Regions from separate parts of the Homo sapiens genome. Here region 2 is linked to region 1. A link is a contact called in ENCODE Hi-C or POLR2A ChIA-PET data. All regions are on one chromosome and are shown on one strand. Each heading gives the region's core, a stretch centred on a gene start or an enhancer-like site at or near the end of the contact. The rest is flanking DNA. Distances are from core to core; before and after follow the strand shown.

Region 1 (3,425 bases), core at 267-2,766:
GCATCAGCCTCTGCTCCGGAGATGACATGGCCTTTTTACATGGCCTGAGAGTTGGTTCCAATCAAAAGTTAATGCCAATGTGGGTCCAGCCCCCTGAAACCTGCCAACATCCTACCCCAGTCTCAGGAGAGAATGGTCCCTCTGCCTGCTTAAGACTGTCCTTTTAAAATTCACCTCGAGTGTCACCTCTGAGGGAATCTCCTAGGGGAGCCTCCAAGACGCCCCACCTCCTGTGATGGATCTGCCTGGCCTGGGACTCCCCTTCATTCCACCCCTCCCTCATGGTGCGAGAAAGAAACTCCACTTCCCACCCAGCATGAACAACTAATAAGCTCATAATAAGCTTGTACTCGAGGACACCCAACATCTCCACTGTCAATTTAGCTCCACAAAAGCAGTTTCAGTAGAAAAACAAATGAACAAAAAAAGAGACAGCGTCTCACTGCATCACCCAGGCTGGAGTGCAGTGGCATGATCATAGCTTACTGCAGCCTGGATCTCCTAGGCTCAGGTTATCCTCCCGCCTCAGTCTCCAGAGCAGCTAGGACTCCAGGCATGTGCCATCATGTCTGGCTAATTTAAAAAAAAATGTTTTAGGCTGGATGCGGTGGCTCATACCTCTAATCACTTTGGGAGGCCGAGACCAGTGGATCACTTGAGGTCAGGAGTTGAAACCAGCGTGGCCAACATGAGGAACCCCATCTCTACTAAAAGTACAAAAATTAGATGGGTGTGGTGGTGCACATCTGTAGTCCAAGCTACTCAGGAGGGTGAGGCAGGAGAATCGCTTGAACCTGGGAGGTTGAGGTTGCAGTGAGCCGAGATCATGCCACTGCACTCCAGCCTGGGCAACAGAGCAAGACTCTGTCTCAAAAAAAAAAAAAAAAAAAAAAAAAAAAAAAAAAAAAAAAAAAAAAAAAAAAAAAAGAAAGAGAAAAAGAAAAAAAAACAAGAGAAAAAAAATTTTTTTTTGGTAGAGATGGGATGTCACTATGTTTCCCAGGCTGGTCTTGAACTTCTGGGCTCAAGCAATCCCCCTGCCTTGGCTTCCTAGGTGCTGGGATTATATGTGTGAGCCACCACACCAGGCCAGAAAACCATTTTTTCTATAGCAAAGAAGAATGTGTTCCCACTAAGGTCTGGCTGAGTGTTTCCAATTCCACCCTCTGCTCTTTGCAGGGCCACAGACATGTCGAGTACTTCGTGTGTTCACAAGTGTATGATCAGTAGCCAATGGACCCCTCTCTATGCCTCTTTGTACTCGATTCTATGAACCAGCACTGAATAGGAAAACAAGCGTCAAAGAGGGGATCGGGGTCTTGGGGTTGCGTCCTAGGTGTGTTACTGCAGCCATGAGGCCATGAGCAAACAGCGCTTGGCCCTGCACCTGAGTTTCCTTCTTTGCAAAATCATGTGGTTAGACGAGCTGACCTCTAGATCCCTTCTGTGATCCTTTAGGGGAACTGAAACCATTTAGGAATAATAAGGCCACATACCCACTGCTGTAAAGTGTGTTACGAACCACCTTGAGCGAGAGCTTGCTCCTAGAGTGGGTCTCTTTCTGCATTTGGTCTATGAGATTCCTGCTTCCTCTGGTCAGGCCTGGCCATAGCTCTGCCACTGGCTGGTACTACTGGCCTAGTAAATGCAAATCTCCCTCTGGGGAATGCCTTGCTCTAGAATTACCTTTGGAAGAGTCTCACCAAACTTCACCACCAGCTCCCCCTCACTTCCTTCTTCATTTTCTCCTTCCTGACTCTTGACAAAACCTGTTGGAGGACAAAAAGGCTGGTTTTCAGAAAACAGAGCAAGAACCAGACAGAAAAGACTCCCTGGGGTCACCCCACCCAGACCTAGGAAGATGTGCTCTCTCCTTTTTTTTTTTTTTTTTTTTTTTATCTCGGGGCCTCAGCATCATTTAGGAGTCAGGCCTGCCGGGGATTCTGTTTTTGTGCAGGGATTGGTCATTTGCCAACATGGTCTAATTATTTTTAGGAAAATCAAAGAGATTCCCCCTCCTTTTCAGTTCCTCTTTGCAACAAACCAGGCAACAAAGAAATCATCACATCACAGGCAAAAAGATTAGGAAACTTGACAGCTCGTCCCACGCCACTCAAGATAGCAGCCTTTTGAAATTCTAATTTAAGCTTCCTAATATGCTGTTTCCATAGAAATGTATGGAACTGTCTTGATAGTTTATTAAAAACACCCGCACAAAAATCCTCATCATTTTTCGAACCGCTTTGACCCTGCTGGGTGAACTGGAGCTTGGGGACTCAGTGACAAAGGCCGCTCTAGCACCAGGCCTGGGCCCACCTCAGTTGGAGAAGGAGGCAGGGACCAGAGGGGCAGAACTGGCAGCACACGCTTCTTCCTGATTTCTGGAAGCATCCCAGCCAGGCCCTCACAAAATGCCCTTTTGAGGAGGTGATGCCCCCTTTTCCTCCCCCGATCACTGTGCAGACCATCTCAGCGAAGACGGCTGGACACACGCAGCTCTTCCCTAGCCATGAAACAGCTTTAGACAATCTGCCTAGAAATGTCACCCGGAAAGGGTGTTTCCTAAACACAGTTTGTGCTAAAGGCTGCTGGCTCAGGGGAGCCTGTCCATCTCCTGCTTGCTTTCGGACGCTGCAGTCCCCCCGAGAAAGACGCTGTGATCTCCAACGAGCAAGAGGGGCCAGGGCGACAACAGGCAGCTGCTGCTCAGGCCCTCACACCGGCTCTTTGAGGTCTGGACCTGGGCCCAACACTCTCTGGTTGAGTCAGAGCCCCAGCTTGCAGGGAACCTAGAGTGGGTCACAGTCCACCCTGAGGGCCAGGGATTGGACCCTGCTTGCCACCTACAAGGGACTGGGGGGTCAGTACATTCATGGCCACCCCTGCCCCTAGGGCTGCACAGGCCACAGGGGGACCCCTCACAATAACTGAGTGTCCCCTTGAGTCATCCACCTGCAGCCCCACTTCTCTGATCAGCTTCGTGAGTCCTTTCCAGGGAGAGAAGATATGGGGCAAAGTGCCAAGTATGAAAGGTGTTTATAAGAAGGCTCCGGGCAGTTCTGCCCAGAAGGTGGCTCAGCAGCCACTTACTCTCCAAGCAGCTCGAGTGGAACTCCAGGTAGAATTTGGTCTGGGACTTGGTCTTCAATGTGGCATAGCACCTGAGAAACTCAATCTGTCCTTGGCTGTCAACAGTCCCGGGACCTGGAACAGGGGAGAACACGGATTCAGTTCCACAATGTGCCTGGAGATGGAGCATTTCAAATTAGTTCTCATGCCACATACTGAGCTCCTTCTCAGGGTCCCAGGAAGGTGGGAGTCTAGTGGGAGGAGAACTAAAGCTACAGCGAAATCCAGCACCCAGCCGAGCATCCTCAACCTCTCTGATGCATCGTGAGCTGGCCAGGGCAGAGAGCGGGGCAGAA
Region 2 (3,211 bases), core at 153-2,652, 61 kb after region 1:
AATTAATGTAGCACATATCCAGTGAGTGCCCACACTATGCCGGGCCGTGCCTGGAGACGGAGTGCTCCCCCACCCCCGTGGAGCACTTTTCCTGTTAAGGCCCATGCCCCTGGCCTTCTTGAAGCCAATGGTGCAAAGGCCTCTGGGGTGCAAGATGACAAGCACTCTTCTCTGGAGACCTCCCCATCTCCCTCTGGTCACCAGGCCCATAACTAGGATCGAAACCCAAGCCATCCAGCCCTGCCCTGGCTGGGCTCACTGCAGATGAAGGCCCAGCTGGACTTGAGTGGGGACTCACCCACTGGTGTCCATGCTTTGCAGTCGCTGGAACAATGTCTCGGAGAGGCTCGGCCGGCTGGTCTCGGTCGCTCGGGGATTCTCGTTTGAAAAAGGAACCTCCTTGGCCTCACAGGAGCTGGCAGTCAGCGGGATGTTTCTTGGGGGCAGCTCGGGTGGAGACACGACACTTTCTACTGGAGAGAACAGCAGGAAGGCCATTGGTGAGGACACTGTGCGCACAACCCGGCCTTCACCGCAGCCCCATGGGGTCCAGGCCACGACACCCACGTTATTGATCTCCATCTGCGTCCCCGTGTCCCTCGCTGACTCCCTCCTGGAGGGAGAGCCTCCTGCCACAGGGCCCTGGCTAGTGCAGTGTCTGCCCCACTGTGGCCATCAGCAAACACCTGCCAGGGCCAAAAGGCCTTGCTCCATGGAGGGTCTGGAAGGCCTGCAGGGCTGCTGACCTTGGATGGACTAAGCCCACAGCAGCAGGCAGGTGAGCAGGATGAGTCTGGCTCTCAGACTTTCAGGGGCTGAGACACCTGTCTCATGATGGCTGAGCCCTGGGCTAGGCAGAGGCCCAGTTCCCAGAATAGGCCAAAACCATGGAAGGGGACCAGGGGTAAGGAGACAGGCAGGCCTAGCCACACTGCCCCTCTCCCTCTCTCCCTGGTCCCCTCTCTCCAGCCTCTGTCCTTCCTTCTCTCCTCCCCCAGACTCTCAGAAACACATAAAAGAAAGCGAGGGGGTTCCCTTCACTCAGAGACATTCAACAAATGACTTGAACTTGGCCTGGGAGGTGGGAGCCCACCCATCGCCTTTAGGAGAAGGTTCATTCTGTACGTACACGAATGGAGGGTCCAGAGCTCTGTCTGAGCCTCTTCCCACACAGAGCGGCTGCCTCTGGCCCAACCACAGTGGGCCCCGGGGGACCTCCTCTTTAGAGAACAGGCCCTTCACTTCCTCTGTCTGGGGTTCTGAAGACAACTAGGAGTCTGCTTCGAGCTCCACGGTCTGGCGGTGCCTCAAGAGGCCCTGGGCCCAAACAGACCTCTTGGACTGCGCGGGCCTCATGTCGCATTGCTCTGGTTCGAGCCGACAACTGGGCGACCTCGTTTGCGGAAGTGAAGCCAGCAGTCATGAGACTGAGGTTCTTTTTTCAGCCCTCACAGAAACTTGTCGGGATCTTCCTCCAGACAGCCATGCCCAGAGGGGCCCAACTAGCTGGGATGGGCAGCCCGAGGGGAGTGAGGGTGTTTAGTGTGGAGGGCGTTTCTGCAGAACAGCTTCTCAGCATGGCCCTGGGCGCCTGGGGGCAGCTGTTCAGGTGCAGCCAGGGCGCGGTGCTGGTGAGTGACCTTGGGCTCACAATGGGACAGGTCAGCCCTAGTTCTTCCACAGCCTGACCTTCCTGATTCCAGAGGGCAGTGCTCACTCAGACCAGGGAGGCCAAAAGGGACAGGGCCTGCCTGGGACCCTTTCAGCCTCCATGGAGCTGCGGTCCTTTTGGAAACGAACAGCTGCACAACCATGAAAAGTGTGTTTCCATGAGGGTGGGAGGGAGCAGGGGGCCCTGGTGGCCCACAAGCCAGCCCACAGGTGAGGGAGAAAAAGGATGCCTGCAGCAAGCCCCCAGAACAGGCAGGAGCCAGGCAAGGGTCTCAGCGTCTGTGGACAAATCTCTCCTCTCTTCGGGGAGAGCCTGGGGGACCTGGTAGTCTCCACCTGCTGGAATTCAGGAAGAGCCCTGGCCAACTGAGGGGCCCGGTTAGGTATCTCATGGTTTTCTTTTAGGAAATAAGCCTTTAAAAAAAAAAAAAAACTTGTATTTTAAGTTCAGGGGTACCTGTGCAGGTTTGTTACATAAGTAAACTTATGTCATGGGGTTTGTTGTACAGATTATTTCATCATCCTGGTATTAAGCCTAGTACCCAATAGTTATTTCTGATCCTGTCCCTCCTCCCACCCCCTCAGGTAGGCTCCAGTGTGTGCTGTTCCCCTCTTTGTGTCCATGTGTTTTCATCATTTATCTCCCACTTAAGTGAGAACACGTGGTATTTGGTTTTCTGTTCTTGTGTTAGTTTGCTAAGGATAATGACCTCCAGCTCCATCCATGTTCCTGCAAAGGACATGATCTCGTTCTTTTTACTGGCTGCATAGTATTCCATGGTGTATATATACAACATTTTCTTTATCCAGTCATCACTGATGGGCATTTAGGCTGATTCCATGTCTTTGCTATTGCAAATAGTGCTGCAATGAACATACACATATGTGTCTTTGTAACAAAATGATTTCTATTCCCTTAGGTATATTCTCAGTAAATCCTTGAGGGGAAAAGTGGGGCATCCCCAGGTAAGCTCCTTCTCTGCAAGACTTTCTCCATCTGACTGTTGCTCTATTGGTCTTTGTCCCTATGCTGTAAAGGGCACCCTTAGTCTCACACACTTTTTAGGGACTGTATAATTTTTTTTTTTTTTTTTGAGACGGAGTCTCCCTCTGTTGCCAGGCTGGAGTTCAGTGGTGCGATCTTGGCTCACTGCAACCTCCACCTCCTGGGTTCAAGCGATTCTTCTGCCTCAGCCTCCCAAGTAGCTGGAACTACAGGCGCGTACCACCACACCTGGCTAATTTTTGTATTTTTAGTAGAGATAAGGTTTCGCCATGTTGGCCAGGATGGTCTCGATCTCCTGACCTCGTGATCTGCCCGCCTCTGTTTCCCAAAGTGTTGGGATTACAGGCGTGAGCCACTGCACCTGGCTGGGACTGTACATTTTTTTCAACATATTTTTAGGGGTTGTATTTCCCCCTCCCCCTTTTAATGATGACATAAAGAAACACCTTCCTCATCCTTCCAGTTAGGTGCAAGGGTCTCCTCCTTCACTCTCCTCTCAGTGAAATTCAGCAGATTGTAATCATGCTAATGACC

The links. Hi-C counts contacts between places; a loop is a spot of excess contacts on that map. ChIA-PET counts read pairs that join two places held with the same protein, here RNA polymerase II (POLR2A). Pooled maps may share reads with other maps.
Region 2: a loop to region 1 is called in a pooled map of right cardiac atrium, with 1.9 times the contacts of the local background. The contact joins two enhancer-like sites. A Hi-C loop is called at or near these places in 1 of 50 pooled maps. POLR2A ChIA-PET finds 5 or more read pairs at or near these places in 4 of 52 experiments (H1, OCI-LY7, WTC11 and 1 more).

Annotation. Positions count from the first base shown.
Region 1 is chr2:233,184,187-233,187,611 of GRCh38, reverse strand. INPP5D (inositol polyphosphate-5-phosphatase D) reads right to left here. Exons shown (of 27, transcript NM_001017915.3): 20 at 3,091-3,204; 21 at 1,687-1,769. Among named protein-coding and RNA genes, the nearest start is that of ATG16L1, 66 kb to the left of the region's middle. Within about 2 kb of position 1,516, at least 4 of the 41 ENCODE cell types and tissues checked have a DNase peak (open chromatin) inside an H3K27ac peak, as active enhancers do; they include OCI-LY7, where a contact is called at or near this core.
Region 2 is chr2:233,123,007-233,126,217 of GRCh38, reverse strand. It overlaps INPP5D (inositol polyphosphate-5-phosphatase D), which reads right to left. Exons shown (of 27, transcript NM_001017915.3): 4 at 299-473. Among named protein-coding and RNA genes, the nearest start is that of INPP5D, 64 kb to the right of the region's middle. RefSeq lists enhancers at 946-1,492, 1,493-2,040, 3,177-3,211. Within about 2 kb of position 1,402, at least 6 of the 41 ENCODE cell types and tissues checked have a DNase peak (open chromatin) inside an H3K27ac peak, as active enhancers do; they include OCI-LY7, where a contact is called at or near this core.